3 separate regions of the Mus musculus genome follow, and all the other regions are linked to region 2. Evidence: chromatin loops called from intact Hi-C (ENCODE). Cell type or tissue: gastrocnemius. All regions are shown on one strand.

Region 1 (8,000 bases), 160 kb before region 2:
TGCCTTTCCCTTCTGATCTCTGGGACTAAAGGCATAAACCACATCTACACCTGGCTTTTGTAGATGTGGTTTAAACAGACACAGGACAGGACTTTGGGCTAGGTCCTAGGTTCAAATCCTTCTCAGCTACTCATAAGCTGTGTGATCTTAGGAAGGTCACTTACTCTTCATGGATATCCATTTTCCCATTCATAAAATTGGGATAATTAATGATAGACTTTGCTCTGTAGGCAGATATGACAGGGGGATTGCACATTTGAATTTGGAAGCAACTTGGGCTACATAGTGAGTTCAAGGCTAGCCTGTGCTACATAACAAGACTCTTCCAAAAAAATTTAAAAATAAAATATAAAAGGAAGGAAGGAAAAGAAAGAATGTATTTTATATAGCCATTATGTATAAAATAAAAAGGTGACACATATACACGTGTTGGTTAGTTTTTTTGCCAACTTGACACAAGCTACAGTCACCCGAGAAGAACTAACTTCAATTGAGAAAATGCCTCCATAAGACTGCCTTGTAGGCAAGCCTGTGGGCTATTTTCTTGGTTAAAGATTGATGGGGACGGACCCCGCCCATTGTAGAGCAGGTAGTTCTGGATTGCAAACGACAGCAGTTGGGCCAAGCTGGGAGGTGCAAGTCTGTAAGCAGTGCCCCTGCATTGTCTCCCATCAGCTCCTGCCTCCAGGTTCCTGCTTGGACTCCCTTCATTATGGACTACAGCCGTGAGCTGTAATGAATCTTTTCCTTCCCAAGTTGCTTTTGACCATGGGGTTTATCACGGCAATGAAAATCTAGTGAACACACACACACACAGGCACACACACAGGCACACACACACACACAGGCACACACACACAGGCACACACACACACACAGGCACACACACACACAGGCACACACACACACAGGCACACACACACAGGCACACACACACACAGGCACACACACACAGGCACACACACACAGGCACACACACACAGAGGCACACACACACAGGCACACACACACAGGCACACACACACAGGCACACACACACACAGGCACACACACACACAGGCACACACACACAGGCACACACACACACAGGCACACACACACAGGCACACACACACAGGCACACACACACAGGCACACACACACAGAGGCACACACACACAGGCACACACACACAGGCACACACACACAGGCACACACACACAGAGGCACACACACACAGGCACACACACACAGGCACACACACACAGAGGCACACACACACAGGCACACACACACAGGCACACACACACACAGGCACACACACACACACACACACACACACACACACACGCATACACAATGCATAGTTCAGTGTCCATAAGTGGCCACTGTGTATAAGAACCACTGTGGCTACTGGTTTCTTTTTTTATCTTGTAGCTTCCCGTAGTGAATGTAAGCTCTGTGAGCCTCTGTTCTCATCTGGAAGGCGGAGCCAGTCTTACTTGCCCCTTGGAACCGGTATGAGGATTACAGAGGAAGCTGTGCAGTCTGGCTTGGTACACATACTTCATAGATGTCAGCTTTCTCTCCCTCACACCACCTTTACCTGCCTCTTGGCTCTGGGTTGAGATCCTTTCATGGATGTTCCACTGTAGATGATTTTTTAAAATTAAAAATGTATTAGTGTATGTGTATATAATGTGTGTGTGAATGTGGGTGTGTGTATGCCATGCGCTTTGGGTGGCAATCAGGGTAACTTTTGGTAACTTTCTGGAGTTGGGTCCCTCCTTCTCTCCTTCCATCTTTTAATTTTAGTTATTTAGTTTTATGTATGTGGGTGTTTAGCCGGCATGTGTGTAAGTATGTGTACCATATATGTGCCTAGTGACTGGAGGTCAGAAGAGAGTATTGGCTCCCCTGGGACTGGAGTTACAGGTAATTGTGAGTCGCCATGTGGGTGCTGGAACTGAGCCCAGCTCTTACATAAATCCTTCCACCTCCTTGGGTTCTGTGAACTAAACGCTGGTCTGTCAGACTAGCTCGGCAAGTTCATTTATTGGTTGAGCTATCCTGGCCTCCCTCCAGATGAATCTTGTTAACAAAGTATCATTAAATGAACTGATTTGTTTAAGATCGCTACTGCAACTTTTCTACCAAGGCAGGAAAGGAGGAAGGACTGAGTGACACAGGACACACAGACACACAGGAAAGGACACAGGGACGTGCAGACTGGGAAGTATTAATCTCATCCTTGCCTATCCTCACCAGGATGGACTCAGTAGCTACCCACTCTCCCATCCACTCTACCTTTCCTAAAAGGACAGGGACATTCTATCTCACAAATGGAGAGAACCCAGGACTTTTAGCTTAAATGAAACCTGTACATGGGATGAATGGGGGCAGCGAGCTTTGTTTTTGTTTTTTTCGAGATAGGGTTTCTCTGTGTAGCCCCGGCTGTCCTGGAACTCACTTTGTAGACCAGGCTGGCCTCGAACTCAGAAATCCGCCTGCCTCTGCCTCCCAAGTGCTGGGATTAAAGGTGTGAGCCACCACCGCCCGGCAGCAGCGAAACTTTTGGTATAGCCTTTGCTCATAGTCTATAAAGACCGTGCTTCTCCACATATGTAGTCTGCGGTGCCTACCTGTGGCACTCATAAACCCGGGCCTCAGAAAGGTCCCCGAAGGCGTTTTGGTTACACCCAAAATGTTGAGGCTGACATTGTATAAGTTTCCCTCCAAATCCCCCCCGCCCCCCCCCCCCCCCCCGGTTTTCTTCTATTAGAGTACCGTCCACCAAGAATCACATTCTGGGTCTGAAGGGACATCTCAGCTGTTAAGATAGCTTGCTGCTCTTGTACAGAAGCCTAATTCTGTTCCCAGCACCCATACGCAGGAGGGAATCCCGCACCTATAGTCTCCGTAGACATCTGCACGCCTGTGTACATACCCATGTGTGCATAATTTAAAAGATAAAAAGTAGATCTTTAAAATCCTTCACAAACATCCCCGTGATGTGTGCGGATGGCTTGACGATTAATTAGGTACACCAGTGACACCAGGTTGGCCTACAGGTCATTTGTTTTCCTTTTAACTTTTGCCACCAAAGGCTGCCTTAAAGCCAGTTGTTTCCTCAAAGACTATAAGGTATGGTTTCAGCCTTTGTGTAGAAGGGTCACTTCCAGGCTAAGCGATTGAGCTGGGAGGATCAGATCTACCATCAGGGGGCGCCAGAGACCCTCTCCGCCCCTGTAAAAGCGCAGGCAGATTTTCTCCAGGTGAATTCCAGGAGGCTCGCGGGATCTTGGACCTAACCCATTGCCTTTTTTTCTTTTTCTTTTTCTTTTTCTTTTTCTTTTTCTTTTTCTTTTTCTTTTTCTTTTTCTTTTTCTTTTCTTTTTTTTTTTTAACGAAACAAAACAAAACAAAACAAAAAACAACTCGTTTTCTCTCCCGGCTTCCATCGCCAGCCGCTGATAGATGAGCGTTCAAACCTTCACCTCCAGCCCCATTGCCTTGCCTTTCTGGAGCACAAGCTAACACTCCCTGCAAAGGAATCTGCCTTCATTACTTCGTTATTACTGCTAATTTCGGTGCTATTACCCGAAACCGGGGCCTGGCCCATGCTTCTCAAGGAGAGTTGTCAAACTTAAGCATTTAATGACACGCACGTAGGTCAAAGTATGGAAACAGGATTAAGTGTGGTCCCTGGACGCACGCGGTTAAGTCCAGAATCCCTGGGGATCTGGTCAGAAATTCCCATTCCCGGGCCCCCATCTCGATCCTTCATCGTCAGTCTATTGGAAGCGGGGTGTCCCTAGAGGATGACTGTGAAGTGGCTGGAGGTCCACATCCAGTGGATCTGGTTGCACGGCGCGGGAGTGCCTGAGATCTCTGGCTCCCGGTTTGTGGTCACGTGGGCTTCTCAGCTACCCTCCCACACTCTTTCCAGGTCTTTAAAAGAAAGACGCACTAACGTTCGTTCGTTAGTCGTGGGCAGTCTTTGCAGCTTCTCCAGCTGCTGGCCCTTTTGAAAGGCACTCTCGGGTCCCTGCCTTCTCCCAGGCTTCTAGCATCAACCACCTCTTGAAACTTCCTGGGAGTAGAGGAGGTGGGGAGCTGGCCTGGAGGGAGCGGCTTGTGCGGCCACTGGCATCCCTTGGCATCCGGGTCTGCAGTAGAGTCTGGCAGCCGCCGCAGGCTGAGCGACAACCAGTGGCTGCGAGTCCCGCTCAGGGACCGAGGAAAGTACGTGTCTGCATTTAGAGAATGCAAAAGAGAGAATGTCCACCCGCTAGGTAAGTGTCCCTTTGCTCATAGTGAGGCTTAATTGACTTTGTGGGAAGCCGGCAGAGTATAGAACAAAAAAAAAAGGGGGGGGGAGGGTTGGGGCACGGGCATGTATGCAACTGTTCTGAACACTACCGGAAACAGAAATTTTTACTGACTTTTGGTTTAGTTATATAAATATAATTTCATTTTAAAGGAAGAAAATTCCTGTGGTTTTCCTAGCAGTGGATACGATGATGACGCTTCTTGCTTGAGTGTGGTGGACCAGGGAAGATATGCCTATCTTAGGCAGGTGATCATGGCTTGTCGACTGGCAATCCTTAGTCGTGTCAGAAATAGAGTTTAACTTCTTTCCTGGATAGTCTGAGAAAGATTAAATCTGATTTCTCTTATATGCTGAAGAGGAATCTAACTGTTGCTTCTTCCTGATTACCTGTGGTGACAGTTTCATAGTGGAAAGAGTGAATATTGGTATGTGTGTGTGTGTGTGTCTGTGTGTGTGTGTATAAAACAAAACTATGAATTTGAGCGCTATTCAGAAAGCAAGCGTGACAATTTAACTTAGGATTTAGAAGGCAGGTTTGTGTTTGGCACATAGTACCCTCGAGGAAAGATGTTTATGTCTTGTTCTATTTCAAGTGTTTTTGTAAGCATCACTTGAAATTTCATTGTTACTATAATGATCCGGCTCATGGTGGATATTTCCTCTCTCCGTGTAAATGTTATTTAAAGAGTGAAAGGAAAGATTAGAAAGAGGATATATAGTGACAACAAGAAGAGTGTAATCAGTAGCTTCATTTTCTTACCAGAGCAAGTCTGATTGTAAGGGTTCTCAACCAGTGGGTCGCGACCCCTTTGAGACACCCCCCCCTCCCCTCGATCTCCAAAAACATTTACATTATGATTCATAACAACAGCAAAATTACAGTTATAAAGTAGCAATGAAAACAATTTTATGGTTGGAGGTTAGCATAACACAAGGGTCTGTATTAAAGAAATTGCCCCACTAGGAAGGCTGAGACCATTTCTCTACAGCATTCTATATGAAGTAAAAGATGAGGTTTTATCAGTCAGGGTTAAAGCAGAAACTTTAGGATTTCATTTTATGTTCAATAGATGTCTAGATGAATCTGAAATTCTTATTTCAAGAGCAGTTTTAAAGACAACACTTTAAGTCTTGCCTAAGATATATAAATGCTTGAAATCAACAAAAAGCATGCAGAAGACAATTCCAAGGTGGGTCTGAGGAACCCAAATGGATCTAGTCAGATTGAACGTTTCTCAGGATTTATTTTTAATATAAAAATGTGAAATTTAGTACTAAATTCAATATATCAAATATATAAATTAGCATTTAATAGACCTCATGTCCCTTTTAAAGACTAAAACACTGTAATTCTTATTAAATGTGTATCCAATAGGCAATGATATTTCATGTTAAAATTTTAGTTGATGTTTTGAGTCACTTTATGGAATGACTATAAAGTGATTATATAAAATTCCGAGGAATACACTCATTTGCAGGAAAGTTGTTTCTACTATATATGCAACGCCCTTGAAAACAGAACATTTGGCTATTAGACTTCATAATTTGGTGTTTAGTACATTGTTATAGAAATTTGAAAAAGTTCTACTTATTGCAACATTGTTTTTCCGACAGTTGCATTGAAGCTTTTAGAAGAAATACCACTCGAAGATTCGTGATAGAGAAGAGTTAGCTTTTTCTCCTTTTGGAAGACACATACTCAGTTTTAAAGAGTTGCGTGTAAGTCAGTTATTAGTGGCCAGTTTTATGGTTGCTTTAGAGTAAGTTTCCTTTGTTCCTATCATGAAACTGACTGAGGGACTTAGTATTTTCCTTCGGAAGAGATCCATGTAAAGAAAATAACTGCTAACCAGCAGCACACAGAAAGAGCACTTGGTGCCTAAGAGGTCTCTGTAAGGGTCCAGGGATGTAGGTCGGTTGGTAGATAGTCTGCCTAGCATGCACAAAGCCCTGGCCTCTATCCACAGCATCACATGAATCAAGTGTGGCGCTTCTTGCCTGTAATCCTAGAACTCAAAATACGGAAGCAGGAAGGTCAGGAGTTTAGGAACAACCGTGGCTATATAGCAAATTTTTATGCTAGCCTAGACTGCATGAGAGCTTGTCTTAGAAAAGAAAGGAGCAAGGATAGAAATGTATTTATACATATTTTCCTTGGCTATGAAATTCTCTCTGGCGTCTGTGGGTGTGAGTTTTTACTTCTGTTGGGGAACACAGGTGTGGGGTGTGCGAATGGGATGCTTCGCCGAGGGGGTAGGGGCAGCTGGAAGAACAATGGAGGTTGCCTGTCAAAGCTGTTTGCATCCGTGGGCCCAAGATATGGGCCTCACAGGAGGTGGCATCTCCTTTGCACACACGGAGCAGACAGGGTCCTAACGACCCAGCTAGTTAGACTGCTTGACACGATGGATTTCCATCAAACGCAAGTTTAAAAAAAAAAAGTAATATTCAGAAGCAAAGGCCTTCACAATCAGAAAGCATTTTATTTTAAATTGTCCATCTTGAGAGCTGTGCCCGGTGGCATGTCAGTGGGCGGGCTTCAACCTCGTCACAGTATAATAAGTAAAACCTTCCACAGTAAACCTCATGGAAGGTTCTCATACACTTCCCCAGTGCACTGGGGAAATGTACATTCCTTAATACTTTCTCATTTCTACGGAAGACGACAGGGAAGGTTGAGGAGTTGATATGACTTGTCTAAGACCCGTCACTGTGCAGCCCAGGATCCAATGCTGTGCTCTGTGCACCGGGCCGGAATACACATGATTATAGGCTGGATGGTAACTCTAGATACAGAGGTCTGTCTACTCATTTCCGAATGTCATGTTATTTCCGGGGCCAATCTTTTTCTTCTCATAAAGCCACTGTCAATATTTAGGACATCTTAAAACATTACTTATTTTTCAGCCTAAGATCCAAAATGTATTTTTCCTGGCCAGTACCTCAGCCCACCATGCATAACCCTGTGTGTACAAAAACTTTTCAGAGATTGTGACTTAGGAAGAAAAAAATCTTTCATGGGTGATCATGTTACCAGTCATCCATGATGCATCTGACAGTTGGCTGTGACATGAATCTGGATGTGTCAGAAGATACTCAGCCAGAGGGCAACCCTTGTTCTAATAACCATCCACCCAGCAGTGGTTCTCCACAACACTGAGTGCACTGGGACTTGGTAGAAAACCTAGAGCAGTTGATCAGTGATATGCTAGCACTGAGAGCTCTTGTTTCTAGGCAGTGTCACTGTGGCAGCTGACTGGTGACTTGAGTGATCTCGGCACTTGCTTTTGTGTGCTGTGTACCTGACAGGGCCATCTGAACCGCCAATCTGAGGGGTGTGTTTCGGCTGCCGGTGATGAGGATGATGGAACCAGTTCTCTGCTGCTTTTAAACTTTGTGTTCATATCTTTCCATGTGACTGTTCACTACTTTGTTTTGTGTGTGTGTGTGAGTATACACTTGCACACATATGTGTATGTGCATGTATGTGCAAGCCAGAGGATAACCTCAGGTGCTGCTCTTCTTCAGGTACAGTCCATCTTGAAAAAAATCTAATTTATTAGTATTTAAATATTCTATTTATGTATGTATATGGATGTGTGTATGTGCAGGTATGTGCATATGCATGTGGAGGCCAGAGGAAGGTGTCAGATCCTCTGGAGCTGGAGTTATAGGCAGTGGTGAGCCA
Region 2 (8,000 bases):
CAACCCTGGAAGCCCGTGTGTCCTCTCCTTTCACGACTCTTTAACGAGGATAGCGTATCTGCCTTTGCTTTGTCACATCCACCCAGAGTACTGCTGCCAGGCTCTGGGATGTCCACACATCCTCGGGCCTACCTGGTCCTCACTGAACTTCTCCTGAAGCACCATCTGGACCTTTTCCAAGTTGCACTTCACAGTCTTGAGTTTCCAGGAAAGGGCCTCGGCCTCCTGCTGAGTGGTCCCACAGTCTCCCAGGCCCTGGTCTTTGCACGTCTCTAGCAGAGAGGCGACCTTGTACTCAATCTCTGTCAGCATAGCCTAGGAGCGAACATCACTGAATTAGCCACAGTGGATTGGAGGAGGGTAGAGTAGGGATGGAACCAGGGCCATGTGCATACATCGCATGCTACCTACTTCTAAGCTATACCCCTACCCCATGGAGTCAGTCTCCAACATAAGTGGGATTTATTTTCTCTACTTGAGAATATGAAAGTTCCAGAAATAGGTTGAAAAACACAAACTTTGACATGATTCTGTGTTGAAAATCATGGGTAGCTGTGCAGTGGTGGCGCACGCCTTTAATCCCAGCACTCGGGAGGCAGAGGCAGGCAGATTTCTGAATTCGAGGCCAGCCTGGTCTACAGAGTGAGTTCCAGGACAGCCAGGGCTACACAGAGAAACCCTGTCTCAAAAAACAAAAACAAAAAATCCGGGGTGGAACTAAATCAACCCAGAGTGCAGATGTTACAGTAAGTAAACCTATAATGTCTTCAGAAAATATGGTAGTGTACGCCCAGTGGTTCCTGCTTGTACTGGCTGGTTTTGTGTGTCAACTTGGCACAAGCTAGAGTCATCAGAGAGGAAGGAACCTCCGTTGAGGAATGCCTCCTTACACTACAGCTGGAAGGCATTTTCTCAACTGGTGATCAATTGGGCTGTGCCCAGGCACTGGTGGGTGGTGCCATCCCTGGGCTGATGGTCCTAGGTTCTATAAGAAAGCAGGCTGAGCAAGCCATGAAGAGCAAGCCAGCAAGCAGCACCCATTCATGGCTGCTGCATCAGCTCCTGCCTCCAGGTTCCAGTCCTGCTTGAGTTACTACCCTGACTTCCTTCAGTGATGGACAGCAACGTGGAAGTGTGAGCTGAATAAACCCTTCAGTCTCCAACTTGCTTTTTGGTCATGGTGCTTTGATGCAGCAGTAATGACCCTAATGAAGACACTGCTGGTTAACAATACATGCTGCTTAGTCTATGTGGGTCCGGATTCCATTCTTATCACATACTAGCCATGTTTGCTTAAGAACTCTAGGTGTGTGCCTCAAGCAATCGTTAACATAGAGATAGAATTTACCATCTAGAGTCATTGTGAGGAATCAATCAATTAACTGCCTTAACACATGTGCTTTGTGTTTAATGACTTAAAATCCTGTAGAGTAATTAAACACAAGGTTAAGTGGAAAACCTGAATATTTCCCCCACCTTCCTAATCTTTCTGCTGTAGCACAAGTGTCAAAGGAAAAAAAAATCCCACACACTTACTGACAGTTCCTCCTTGCTCATTTCTTGCTTTCTCAAGCAAATCCAAAAGATCAGAAGAACATGGCAGTAATTTAGAACTTCAAATGCTTAGTGACTGATACCACCCGCCGTTCCACATGACTCTAAACATAAATCAGCTGCAGAAAGTGCATTTCCCAGTGAGTCAGGCTCTTTGTGTCTCTCCTTAACGTGTTCCTGCACTCTCTCGACTCTCAGGAGTTCATCAGTCATACCAACTGGCTGGGCACAGGGTCAGCAGCCATACATACCCACACCCCAGCCAAGGCCATTGGCACAGAAATCAGCGTGGGAATAAAGCCAAGTTCCGTTAAGGAACACTCCACCTCCAAACAGATTTTCCAATAACGTGTCTTGTAAAAACGTTACTGCATCCTGGCAGGTTCTTCAGAGCCTCAGCAGCACACACTTCCACAACTCCTAGCTTCTGGAGTGGGCTCTTCCCAAAGGCAGTCACAACTTTTTGCTAGCTTGCTTACCCACTCAGCGGTTTTATACAAATATTTTCTACGTCTACAAACCGATGCTTCCCATGGACCGTTTCAATAGCTGAAAACGGACATTCTGTGACTCGCTTAGCCTCCTGCTTGTTACTGTTTTGCTTAAGCCATTTCCAGGTCTTCTGTCTGCTAATCAACACTGTCAGAGTTAAAGGTTTCTTTTAAATTTTATTATTTATTTTTTAAATGGGTGTGGATGTTTTGTCCGCATGTGTGTTTGTGTATTATGTGTGTGTAGTGCCTTCAAAGGCCTGAAGAGGGAATCAGATCCCTTGGGACTGCAGTGACAGATGACTGTGAGCCACCATGTGGGTGCTGCTAATCCAACCCAGGTCCTCTGGAAGAGTAGCCAGTGCTCGTAACTGCTGAACCACATCTCCAGCCCCATAGATTACTTTCTCAGGATCAATCTTTTTTCTCTCTCTGTGTGTGTGTGTGTGTGTGTGTGTGTGTGTGTGTGTGTGTGTAATCTCACTGGGTAGTCTTGGCTGGCCTAGAACTTACTTTGTAGACCAGGTTAGCCTTGAACTCAGAGATCCACCTGTGTCTGTCTGGGATCAATGGCATGAGTTAACGGGGCTAACAAATATTTTCTTTCTTTAAAAAGTTTTCCTATTTTTTTTTTTTTTTTTAGTTCCTTACTTTCTTTTTCTTTTTTAAGTTTATTTTTCTGAGTCAGCACTTAGAAGGTAGATGCAGGCTAATCTCTGTGACTTCTAGGTTTGTCTTCTCTACAAAACAAGTTCCAGGTCAGCCTGGGCTATATGATGAGACTCTAGTTTTTTGTTTGTTTTGTTTTCAAAGGCATTATTAGGTCAGAGAAAAAGAACATTTTATATTCTTCCTAGTGAGTGACCTTCCAAAATGTTGATTCAATCAGACAAAACTACCAGACATGAATCATTTTTTTCTAATTTTGTCAGGATGTTATAAATTTTATGATTGTAAAACCACCATCACCACCACCACTACCACCAACAAAATTACTGTTCTAATTCACATACTTTGTGTGTTTTGAGACAGGGTCTCATGTAGCCCAGGCTGGTCACAAATTCACTATGTAGCCAAGGATGGCCATGAACTCCTAATCTTCCTGCCTCTGCTCCCAATTGCTGAGGTCAAAGGTGTATGCCACACCTGGCTCATGGTGTGACTTGGTTCAGGACTGACCTCAGGGCTCAGCAGGCCCTCTACCAATCCCAGCATTCATTTATACGTTTCTAAATTTAATTATCTCTTCAAGCATTAAATTATCGAATATATTGTTTCCTTAACTGATCTATTTGTCTTCTGGCCACTTTCCATGATAACCTTATCATTATTTTTTTTCCAGACCGTTGAGGGCCCTTTATGTTTCAATATGAAACCATAGGTGTCAATATTGTCATATAAATGAGAGAAAAGTGATCTTGCTGACCGGTACTTCATTTTCCTATAGTGAGTTTAAAGCCCATCATTGCCAAACCCAAATATCTATATATTCAGTTTAAATATAGTTTAAGTATTTAAACAGAGTTCAAATGAGTTAAACAGAGTTCATATTTCCAGCTATTTATAGCCTGAAAATTGCACCCTCACTCTGTCTGCCACAGGTAAGACTAGTCAATAAAATGCCTCACCTCACTCCATCCAGGTTCTCCATTGTGTTAGGCCGTTATCTAGATGCCTAAGCCTCTAGGAAGAACTTCTGTTTTCTTAGACTCCTATTCCTGCCAAGTCTGCCCACAGCAAGCTTGCTGGGTGATACTGCCCCCTGGTGGGCACATCTTGTCTTTGCATAGTCCAGCACTCTTTAAAATGGATGCAAAGCAGCAAGAGGATGGGGATGGTGGTGGTAACCAAGCCATTGGCATGCGCGCTACCTGTTGGTAGCAGCAAATCAGTATCAGATAGCCTTAAGGAGCTGGAGTTCAAACTTGAGGATACTTGAGGCACAACTTAGTATAGCCCTGCCTGGTCTGTTACTGGGCTTAACTCTACCCCTAGGAAGGCCAACCAGAATAGACAAACTATTAGAACTATCAAGCTTGCCCTACCCTGTCGCCTCCCTCTGCAGGTGGTTCTGGGTAGACAAAAAGGAGATGTATCCACCTCCAGTGGAACTGGCTACCCCAACCACAAGACAGGTTCCTTCAGGGAGAGCTTCTGGTGGCAGGGCCAGTGCTTCTGAGACACACTGAGACAGGAGGGTGTCTTCATCCCTGGTAGGAGGCCAAGGCTGGTCTGCGGGGCACAGCTTGGGGAGAGGCCACCTTAAGCAGCCAGCAAACCTCTGCTGTTATGACAGCAATCACACCGCTGAGGTGTCGTCATCCCAGCCCCTCCCTGGAGAGACACACAAGTCCCCGCCTTTGGGCTGAGCCACCGAGCTTTTCTCAGAGTGACTTCAGACAAGGAAGCCGAGTTCAGGGCGCCCCTGCTAACAGGGCACGCAGTGTTTAGCTGGTCTTCGAGAGCTTGGACGTTTAGTCTCACTCCGATGAACTCATTATTTATCCACAATAACCTTGTGGTTATGGATCGCAGGAACAGATACTGGGTTCAGTTTAATGCCAGTCTTGTGAGTTCATCTCATTTAGACCCAACAAAAAATTTTCTATGAGCTAACCTGTGCTACCAGAGGAGGAAAATCAGGTTGAGAAGGGAATTAATTGGTCAATGTTCACAGTTCATGTGACCCCGGGCTGGTTTCCGTTCTGGGCTGTTATTCACTCCTGTCCCCTCAGAGTGGCTGATCACACAAAGAATTTCAAAGACTCATCGGGAACACGGCGAGTGGCTTTAGAGCCATGGGAGGAGCAGCCTGTTGCTTTAAGAGCACGTTGCCCCACCTTGGCAGGAGTTGGTGACTAGGTAAACCCTCACTCCTGCCTGCCTATCTTACCTGGCACCCCGCCAGCTCCTCTTCCACCACCTGTTGCATGTCCGCGTCTACAGTTTCTGGCTCAAAGGCCACGTTGGCTTGTTGCAGCCACAGCTCCAGCTTGGCCACTTGGGTCTTGCAGACACGGAGGATGTCTGCAGGCCGAGGCCTACTTCTCTCCACGGTGGACTCAAAAGCTCCTTGTTCTCTAGGAAAGTCCAGGAGTGCAGCTTCAATGGGGGGTGTGGCACCCTAAAATGAAGCCAAAGATAGTCCAGCAGTGAGAAGGCAGGAATCCAAGGCTTTTCCACCCGGGGCTTGGAAAGACCCGAGAACCTGCCTCCCCCTCTCCCCCTCCTCCCCGGTGAAAAGAAACAAAGTAAGGACAGAAGGAGGAAGAAAAGAAAAAAGAAAAATGCACCTCCACGCTCATAGCAACGGCCACGTGACCCGGTGGCATGGGTTTCCAGGCAGCCGACCTGCATGTACACAGGTACAGTGTTCCCGGGCCCAGAGGCGGAGAGTGGCGATCCCCGGGAGACAGGTGAGGGAGAGAGAGCGTATGAGGGTGTGTATCCCAAACACTTCAGGGAGCTGGCCAGTGCTTAAAGTGGCATGACACATGATGATTAAGCAAGGCATTACACGGCTGTGCACCCAACAACCAAAACTAAAACCGAGTCAGAAAAATGGCCTCTTCATGCTGGCAGGGCTTAACAATATGCTGGAATCTGCCGCCCGATTGTAACATCTTCCCAAGTAGCAAGATTGCACTTTAGTTTCTCTTTACCCATCTAAATTCTCTGTTAAAAACAGGTTGGGGCAAGTAATGAACTTCCTGGAGCAATAAAGAATGTTTTCTCCATTCCCCGAGAGGGGGGAAAAATCCCTAAACTGGCTTTTGCTTTTTCAGAAGTGGAGTTAAGAACCGACTGCTTTGGTGTGAAGTTTGAATTAAGTGTGACATATTTTCAATGTATTGAGGCAACTAGATATCTTACCAATACAAAAGCAAACTTTCTCCCAGAGAGAAGATGCAACTGAACTATTCCACACTTACGGATTTATTTGTTTCAACATGGAGGTAGGGATTGGTTTTAACGTGATAGTCTTGCCTGACACTATAGGACCCGCCCTCTCCCAGGATATGCAGAGAGGACACTGTCTCTTCTGGAAAATCCCTTCAGACATAGGGCTTAGCATTCTGATCTGTACAAATACTGGTCTCCATGTGCGAATTAGAATTAAAATGAATTCCAACATTTCCCACTTTAAGATTGTGCGCAAACTTGTTAACAAAGCACGGTTGAGACAAACAACACGCTTCTAACAGGAGTTGCTTACAAACATACATCCTACCTCAAAAAATATAACCTCCGAGGGGTTAGATTCTTCCTGACTACCTACTACTTTACATGTCTGCTCTTTTCCAGTAAAAGGCTATTTCTTAGGCTTGGGTATCCTCAATGGGAGGATATTTGCCTGGTTGGGTAAGAGGCCCTGAGTTTGATCCTAGCATCCCCAAGCCCCAAAAGCAATAATGACAACCCAACAAACAAAACCAACAAACTGTCTGCCCTCATCCACCCAATTTTATAGTTTTCTTCAAGGCTGGCATTCTCTGCTCCCCCAGTGTTTTCCCTGAGCCTCACACACCGCTCCGCCCACCCTGGCTCCACAGGTCTCAGTGGTCACTGTTAAGGTAAACAGTCATTGGGACTACTGTCAGGCATTGATTTCTAGCCTGACTAGTTATATAAATAAGTGATTAGCTATTTCCAAGTTTTGGATATGACTATACCTTAGTAGCAAAGATTGTGTGGCCTTTTTTTCTGTTATCTGACATCATCAGTTATAATAGTAAGTGGTTAATCTGTAATAACTAATTTATCACCTGTCTTAATTTATTCTAGATTTTTATTTGACTACCTCTGGCAGGTCATGTACATATAGTTTTAAGTGCCAGTACTTAGCCATTCTGCTTTCTTACTACCACACTTCAGGAGGAAATGAGCAAGCTGGGTGACTAATCCGCCCTTTATTTAAACCTGAAAAGAATCCAAAGGGGGTGGGGGTGGAGGAAAAAACAATTATGTGCAACCTTAGAAGAGCTCAAAGTGGCCTCAGGATGCCCAGGATTCTCGGGGTGTACAGCTCGCTCCCCACCCTACTTTTTTTTTTTGGCAGTTCCGCACTCCAGAGACAGGAGTCAGTTCTAGCTTCCCATGCCACCAAAGTGCATTAGGCCTGGACATAGGCTATTAGCACAGGGGCTCCGGCTCTGTGATCTTTAAATCAGGAGTTCCCAGTAACTTCCTAAACAACAACCCTGCTTATATAGACCCTGCTTGCCCTAAATCCTGAGGGCAGAAATCATTTCAGTCCATGTTTTACAAACTGCAGATTTTGTGTGTGTGGGTGTGGGTGGGTGGTGGTGGTTTAAAAAGTGTTACCACGAGCCAGGTGTGGTGGCACACCCCTTTAATCCCAGCACTCGGGAGGCAGAGGCAGGCGGATTTCTGAGTTTGAGGCCAGCCTGGTCTATAAAGTGAGTTCCAGGACAGCCAGGGCTACACAGAGAAACCCTGTCTCGAAAAACCAAAAAAAAAAAAAAAAAAAAAAAGGGGTGTTACCACAAGTGTTTGCTGCTACATAAAAATCTGTCTGGTCTCTCATAAGGAAACTAAAGATTCTATCTTTTATTGATATTACTTATCCTTGATGACTGCTGTGCCATGCTTGGCGTAATACAAGACCAGTTCCTCACCACAACCTCTCTAGCCCCCATGTACAGATGTGCAAACTCAGGCGTAGCTTTGAGAGCCTGTTCAAACTGCTGAAGCCAATGCTGGTAAGTAGAACCCTAACTCGGTCCCTTATTTTACTAAGGTTTGCCATCTATAAATCCATATTTTCCCAGCCTCACAAACTCTCTGGCATCCATGTTAGACATCTGCTTTCGCGTGTCACTGATCTAAAAGAAAACCCCGGCTTCTTGAACTATAGTTGTTGTGACCCTCGATGAAGTCCCAGAGCTGAACGTCCACGTTAAGAAAAACCCTCCAACAGTAAAAGGTTTCTAA
Region 3 (8,000 bases), 110 kb before region 2:
TGAACTCTTGCAGGGATGAGGGGAAGTGCGTGGAAGGGATTCTGGAAATCTTTGACATGCTCCTGGCGACGACGGCACGGTTCCGTGAGTTAAAACTGCAGCACAAAGAATATCTGTGTGTGAAGGCCATGATTCTCCTCAACTCCAGTGAGTAGCCACGAGGCCGCCTCTGTCTCATTCCAAAAGCAGAGGATGGCCTCCCTTCCGACCTCTCCATTCTGCATGGGTTCAGACGGTAGTTAACTTGTGCTAACTTGAGTGTAAATTATTCCCTGGATGCGCTCCTGGCAGTGATTTCCGGCCATTTGCTGAGAAAGAAAAGACTGACCTGGAGGTGGTGGAGTTGGTCTTTAAATGTAGCACTTGGGAGGCAGAGGCAATCAGATTTCTGTGAGTTCCAGAGCCTGGTCTACATAGTGAGTTCCAGGACAACCAGGGTTACAACAGAGAAAAGAGAAACGGTCTCACTCATGAGTGGACAGAGAGGCCGTGGGTGGGATGGGCCGGGGGGATTTTAAAAACAAGCAAACTTTTAAGTATTCACCGTCTAGGCTTTCTTCATTTTTTTAAAAAAAGATTTATGTATTTATTATATGTAAGTACACTGTAGCTGTCTTCAGACACTCCAGAAGAGGGCGTCAGATCTCATTACGGATGGTTGTGCGCCACCATGTGGTTGCTGGGATTTGAACTCAGGACGAGCAGTCCGGTGCTCCTACCCACTGAGCCATCTCACCAGCCCTGGCTTTCTTCATTTTACATGATTAGCAGGCATCACCTGTATTTAATGCTTTAGCTTCTACTTTCATACATCTATTCATTTGTTCAGTAACAACACTTAGGTCACGGTCACATAGCTTACTGCATCAGGGGAGACAGAAAGCAAGGTGTGAAAAACCATGCTGCTGGCGCCGTTCTGAGATGCACAGATCTACAGAATGGAGGGGCGGAGATGCAGGAGAGACAACAGGAGGGAAAAACAGAGAACTGAAGACTTCAGTGGCTGCTTGGGGACCTGGGTGATCACAGAAAGGTGGTCACAGGCAACTTCGGGGGCGTGTCTGAGTGTAGTAGTGTACTGTGAAGGCCACACCCACTTCCATGGGAAGGAAGAGGGATGACAAAAATAGGGAGGAGACTGAGGCGAGGGTGTCCCTAAGATAAAATGAGCCCAAACAGACTTGGTGTGGCAGGAACAAGAGGAGGGGCTTGGCTTCAGAGATGAGTGTTAAGGACAGCGACTGAGCTAAGTGGATGTTTTGGCTTTCCTGGCTTTCCTAATATAAACAATATCTGGTGACTGGACACAACACTTAGAAGAAAACCATACAAGGAAGATAAGAACAACCAACAAGAATACCCCTCTTCAAGGTGGCCACCATGACCTTGTTGTGACTGTGCTCCGCGCCCCGCTCCCCGCCCCTGACTCCTTCTCTCTCTCCCTCCCCTTCTCTCCAGTATCCACTGATTATTGATTTTAATACCAAAATCAATGGATGCCATCATCTTCTTCTGTAAAATGGAGTTGTATCCACCTATACCTCACGTGTAGCTTCTCATATACTTGACGTCACCCCCGGGGTTCCTTTTTTTTTTTTTTTTTTTTAAATTTTTCGAGACAGGGTTTCTCTGTGTTCCTCTGGCTGTCCTGGAACTCACTCTGTAGACCAGGCTGGCCTCGAACTCAGAAATTCACCTGTCTCTGCCTCCCAAGTGCTGGGATTAAAGGCATGCGCCACCATGCCTGGCAATACACCCCCACCCCCGGGTTCCTTATAATTGCTAACTCAATATGCTTGCTATGTAGATGGTTGTTATATTGTGTTTAGAGAACAGCAACAGATGTGCAAATGTGGGGCTTTTTAAAGCATCAAGATTTTTTGAAACCAGTGTTCAAACCCAGAGCTTCACCCGTGCGTGGTAAGTGAGCTGACACTCTTAGCTATCCTCTTGGCCCCAATTTGGCATAATAACAGAAAATTACTATGGAAAGTGTAAAATGTGGGCCCTGGCTTATGTTGGCACATTTGACAGATTTTTAAGTTACTCTGTCTGTGGCTGTAAGAGTTCCCGAATGCTTGCATTTAGATTCTGTCATCTTCCCGGAAGGGAACAGCCATAGAGTAGCTCTGGGGAGAATATAGGGTGCTGTCAGACACTGGTGGGCTCTGGAGTGGAAAGGGAGTTAGGCTGTGAAGTGGAAGGGTGGGGAGCACTGAAGACGGAATCTCAAGGACCAGAGACCCTTAAGACAACCTTTGGGTGCTTCCTCGTTGGGTTACCTCCTGATCTTACCTGCCTAACATGGCATCCCCCTGACCTAGTACCCCCACCCCCACCCCCTGCTCTATTGCTATTCACCTTTTACAAAACAGTGAGAGAGCGTGATGTCTATCAAGATTAAGGTCATGCAGGAACTTTCTTATCTTGTTTTCTTTTGGCTTTTCAAGACAGGGTTTCTCTGCATAGCCCTGGCTATCCATCCTGGAACTCGCTCTGTACACCAGGCTGGCCTCGAACTCAGAGATACCCTCTGCCTTTGATACCCCCCTGGCCTCTACCTCCCCGAGTTCTGAGATTAAAGGTTTGCACCAGCCAGGCATTTCTAACCTGCCTGTTGATGATGCCCACCCCCACCCCCCGCCATGTGTGCTCCCATCTGCATCTCTCTTTATTAAATAAAGGAAATTTGCTTGCAAAGTATATTCCCAGCTCATTCGTGAAGGCCGCCAAATGTCAGACTTGTTCTTCCAGGACGAACTTAGAACCCTTTCAGAACCAAGCACTCCCGGAAGGCGATTTGTTTGTCGTTGAAACACCATTCTGTTGGGAAGCCTTGTAATATCCTGGACTTTGGATAGAGGACTGAGAAAGCTGTTGCCATAGTAATGGGGTGAGGTTAGCCCAGGACTCCAGGCTACCAAATGAAACACAGAAGCAAGCCCAGATTATCTACACCTGTGTAGATGGGCAAGACAGAAGCTCTGCCCTTCCTCCTACAACATCAAATAAAGCTGCCATTGCAGAAGGCAGGAAAGGCCTTGGGATGAAATTGCCAGTTGGGGCAAAAAAATCATTCAAATCTAAGGTAAATCTGAATTTTTGAAAGTTTTTACAGAAGCTTCATTGCTTACTTGGCAGTCATAGTGAGTTTATTCTATTCAACATTGTTGTGGGAAATTGGGCTTTGGTTTCTTATGGAAGAATGCTCCTGTTGGAAGAAGTGGCTACTATGGTAGCTCTGAAGGGTTTGCAAGAACACCCCCGCTTTTTTTTTTCTGGATTATTTGAAGCAATTAATTTGAAAACAAAACAAAAACCAAAGTAAGGACTAACTTAGTGGACATTAGCTTGTCTCCTGGACTAAAACGAAATCTGAACAGCCAGGGCAGGTAGGATGTGCATGGGGACTGCTTGAGAGGAAAGGGCTGCACGCAGCACCTCTGGTCTGCAGGTGGCGCTCTTTAAGGCTCTGCCTGAGCGCTAAACTGGAAATGATCTCTGAAGTTCACACATGCTGAGAAATGCCTTACATTCTCACCATTCTGTTGTAAAGCCTTGTGATAACCTGGACATTGGATAAAAGGACTGAGAAAGCTGTTGCCATAGCAACAGGGTAAGGTTAGCCCAGGATTCCAGGCCATCAAATAAAAAGTAGAAGCAAGACTAGATTACCAAAACATCAAAGGTAAATTTCATAATACTCAAAATAACTAATTGAAAATTATTGTGTGAAGAAGAAAATATGGTCTCCAGTAGGAGAAAAGCCACTCTATTGGAACGATGACAAAACAGAATGGATGAAAGAGAATGAAGACAGTCATTGAAACACTTGCTGCGTTTCATACAGAAAGTGTGAACTGGCAGGGCAGGACTAGAAACTATGAATCGACCCCAGACTTCAAGATGTGCAAACTGTCCCAGAAGGTGAGTTAGTAGGTGCTCAGACAGCACTTTTGAAACGACCAGAGACTGAGTGAGGCAACTTCACCCACTCAGAAATCACACAGAAGAAAATTCGTGAAGAAACATAGGTGAAAACGTTTAGGCTTACTGAAAACTGCAAACACAGTTTCCAGGAAGCTCAATGAGACCCCTGCACAAGAAGAATGTGGAAAGCCACAGCAAGGATGGGTCATCATCAAGTTGCTTAAAGCCAGCAGGAAAGAGAAAAGCCATTTTTCTTTCTTTTACTTGCTAGGTACTTCAAGCTGTCCTCAAGCTTGTGATTCCCCTGCCTCAGCTTCTCTTCTACTATCTGTGTAGGATGTGTGTAGGAAAAGCTGGAATGCTCAGCCTCTTGAAATGCAGAGACAAGAAACTGTACACTTAACAATCTGTTAGGGGCTGGAGAGATGGCTCAGAGGTTAAGAGCACTGACTGCTCTTCCAGAGGTCTTGAGTTCAATTCCCAGCAACCACATGGTGGCTCACAACCATCTGTCATGGGATCCCATGCCCTCTTCTGGTGTGTCTGAAGAGAGTGACAGTGTAATCATATATAAAATAAATAAATCTTTAAAAAGAAAAAAGAAAAAGAACCCAATCTGTTAAAATATTAGTATTTCATAAATTAAAAGCTGTGGTGGCACATACCTTTGACCCCATCACTCATGAAGCAGAGGCAGGCAGATCTCTGAGTTCAAGGCCAGCCTGGTCTACTAGGTGAGTTCAGGGCTACACAAAGAAACCCTGTCTCAAAAAGCAAACAAACACCACCCCCCCCCCAAAAAAAAAGAAAAAGAAACACGTGAGCACTGGAGCTAACAGCTGTGTCAAATAAGGTGACAACCTTGTCACTTAGGAATCTGAACTTAGAACTAGGGTCTAACTCTAGGAGACAGAGTGGAATAAGCCGGTAGATAATTACCATTGGTCTTTTTACACAGTTTAAAGTAGGGACAGGGAGCTTGCCGGCGCTTGCCAGCGCTTGGGAGACAACCGCCAGAAGGTTGGGCGGGAGTTCAAGGTTCCCGTTGGCTCCAGAGCAAGTTAGTGGCCAGGCTGGATTACACAGCTGTTGTCGCAAACAAACAACCACAAATAAATACATTAGCAACAAATCTCTCTATTGAAACAATTTTAAGGTTCTGAAAGAACAAAACGTTTTATTCACTGAAACAATTATAAGATTAAACCCGGGGCCCGCTCTATTTTTGCTTTAGAGCAGCACACACATTTCCCTTTACTCTTCAAAGCCAGAAAAAAAAATTATATGATAATATTATAGGATTTTTAAATACAACACTCCAGACTTTCTGAGTTACTTCCCCAGCTGAGCCAAGCTTGGACCTTCCTTGTCTTTGAACATGTAGGATACCATGAGTCTCGGCAGTCTTGCTTCAGAATGCCAGGTGGGCTAGAGAGAGGAACACATAACTGTTTCCTGGAAAGAGCAGGGGCCAGTTGTGTCCTTGAGTTACTTATTCTGTGATATGTATGGGCTTTGTGCCAAGGGCCCCCTCCCCCCTCTTCCCTCTTTACTAGATCTCGTCAGTTTTGTGAAAAGTAACTTAGGTTTGTTTTTACAATGAGTCACAGGGTTTCAATTTTTAGGGGGTGGTGGAGGTTTGGGCTTTTGTTTTTGTTTTTGTTTTTTCTTCCTGTGTATCTTACTGATAGGGCTTCGATCTTGTCCTTTGCCCCTGTTGAAGGCCTGCCATTTAGCAATTAGTGTGTACCCACGTGCTATGTCAGTGAGCAAGTGTATGGATGTCCAAAGTATGGATGTGGTATTCCTGACTAGGGAGGGAGGTACAGGAAAGCAGGTATCCTGGGATAATTTTAAACTAGTTTTTGACATTTCATGTATATACTCCTCCTTATAAAAACTTGACCTGGCAGGTGCCCGTTTAAACGTGGTGCCTCCTTTTCCCAAGCTAACCAATCACAATGGCTCCAGGCTCTGTCTGGGACTGTGCTGCCTCCAAGCTTATAGAAGGCCCAGGATCTACCCTTCTACCCTTGGTGATGATGCTGGCTCACAGAGAAGTGACAACTGATTAACAACCATGATTTTTGAAGGGAGTTATACAATAGCAATGGGCATTTTTGCTACTGTAATTTTGATTCTGAAGACTATTTTAATAACAACTCTGATAACAAGAGGATACCACAATCCACCCATTTAAAGTATGTAATTCAAACTCTGTGTGGCGGTGTGCATCGGTAATCCTAGTACTCAGGAGAACTATGAGTTTGAGGCCAGGCTGAGGTGTAGAGGAAGTTCTAGGCCAGCCTGGGCTACGTGGCAAGACCTTGTGCTAAAACAAAAGTATGCAATTCAGTTATTGTTAGTCTGTTCACTCTGTATTATTACCACAATCAATTTTAGAACATCTTAACTCCCCACCCCACCCCGACTCCCCAGGAAATCCAGTATTCCTCAGCTGTCAGCTCCCACTCCCTACGGCATCAGTGTCTTTTCTTATTGATGCTGCCAGGTTGGTACCCTACAAGAAGCGTCTAAGGGAGGAAAATGATGGGAAAGAGTGGCCTTGAGGCCAGCTTCCTGCCATAGCCGTGGGAAGCTCCTGGCTTACACATCCATGGACCAGGAAGCAGACAGGAGATTCTGATGCTCAGCTGGTGGGACTCCAGTTCACCAATCGGGGCTAGGTTCCTTGCTTAATCCTCTCTGGGGAAGCCCTGCCCAGAGGTGTGCCTCATCCAGGCCCTAGATTCCTTCATCCTGTTAAGTTGATAATTACAATTAACCACTGTGCTCACCCTTCCCTCACCCCATGGTAACTGCCAATCTGTTGTCTCTATGGTTATATCTGTTCTAGAGAGGAATTCAAATAGTAGACTGAAAAAGAGGATCTAAGTTAGGGCTGTAGCTCAATTCTTGATGGTGTGTGTCTATAATCTTAGCATCAAGGAGTAGCAGCAAGGTCAGAAGGTCAAGGCCATCTTCAGCTATGTAGGAATTTGAAGCCAACCTCATGGGCCATACCCTGTGTTGAAAAAGTGTGGTCTTTTGTGACTAACTTATCTCATTAGCATAATATATCTCTCTTTGTATCCTTAGCTATCTTAAAACTTACGCTCACTAGGCTAGCTTTAAACTCACAGAGATCCACCTGTCTCCTCCTCCCCTGGTGTACACCATCATGCCCAGCTAGAAAGTCTCTACATTTTTAAATGAATGCTTTCCTCCGTATGTATTTACACAATGGACACAAAGATTTTGGTTATAATCATTCGAGAGTCTAAGAATATACAAAAAATGTGAACCTGTGAGAATCCGGTCTAGTTCTTTCTGTACATAAACATGCCCTCTGTGTTAGGCGATGTTGGAGGTGATAGGGATTTGGTGACAAATGGCAGGTCTGTGTCCTTGAGTGTTGTGTTGGTCTTGATTAGGGTGGACGGGTGGCTGCGGGGGTGTGGAAGGAGAGGGAAGAGAAAAAACCTCAAGCCAGATGTAGGCTGGGACTCAGGAGAAACTTTCAGAAGGAAGTTCATGACCAGGCTGAGATCTAAGGGAGGAATGGGTATAAATAGGAAAGTAGGATGGAGAAGAAGGAAGACTTCTTATGCAGAATATAGAGATTGTTCAGTGTGTCAGCTGTGCGGGGAGTTAGTGGCATTCCAGAGTGGGACTGGGAACTGAGCAAGGACAGCCCTGGGAGGTGGGGGGTGGGGTAGCTCAGCTGGTGGAGTGCCTGCCTACTGCACACCAAACCCTGGGTTCAGTCCCCAGCACTGCATAAACTGGGTGCGCTGGCTCAAGTCCACATCACAGCACTAGAAAGACGGAGGCCATCCTTGTTCACATCAGAAGGTCACAGTTTTCTGGGCTATGTGACACTATTTAAGTGGGAGTGGGCTCGGTGAAGATGGCTGGGCAAGAAAAGGTTCCTACATCACTAAGCCTGACAGCCTGATTTTGATCACTGGGACTCATAGAGAAAAGAGAGACTGCTGCAAATTGTCCTTTGATATCCACATATATGTTATGTACCAGCCCCAACACATTAAAAAAAGAGAGAGATTAAA

The links. Hi-C counts contacts between places; a loop is a spot of excess contacts. Peaks named below come from ENCODE experiments on the same cell type or tissue, not always from the same donor. Only the 100,000 strongest peaks of a DNase experiment are listed, where the experiment ranks them.
Region 1: a loop joins it to region 2, with 9 times the contacts of the local background. A loop is called at or near these places in 35 of 42 quality-filtered maps.
Region 3: it touches region 2 in a loop (6-fold over the local background); 10 of 42 quality-filtered maps call a loop at or near these places.

The regions. Positions count from the first base shown.
Region 1 is chr12:76,173,221-76,181,220 of GRCm38, reverse strand. Esr2 (estrogen receptor 2 (beta)) reads left to right here and starts at 3,962. Exons shown (of 10, transcript NM_207707.1): 1 at 3,962-4,274. In gastrocnemius, a CTCF peak has its summit at 3,190 (motif pointing right); DNase peaks (open chromatin) are centred at 3,207, 3,820 and 4,116; H3K4me3 peaks cover 1,371 bases.
Region 2 is chr12:76,012,651-76,020,650 of GRCm38, reverse strand. It overlaps Syne2 (spectrin repeat containing, nuclear envelope 2), which reads right to left. Exons shown (of 116, transcript NM_001005510.2): 66 at 4,939-5,169; 67 at 133-315. Among named protein-coding and RNA genes, the nearest start is that of Mir5101, 110 kb to the right of the region's middle. In gastrocnemius, a CTCF peak has its summit at 3,808 (motif pointing left); DNase peaks (open chromatin) are centred at 1,829, 3,814, 4,276, 4,960 and 1 more place; H3K4me3 peaks cover 1,025 bases; H3K27ac peaks cover 1,506 bases.
Region 3 is chr12:76,125,957-76,133,956 of GRCm38, reverse strand. Esr2 (estrogen receptor 2 (beta)) reads left to right here. Exons shown (of 10, transcript NM_207707.1): 8 at 14-147. Among named protein-coding and RNA genes, the nearest start is that of Esr2, 47 kb to the left of the region's middle. In gastrocnemius, a CTCF peak has its summit at 3,455 (motif pointing right); DNase peaks (open chromatin) are centred at 3,451, 4,957 and 5,426; H3K27ac peaks cover 666 bases.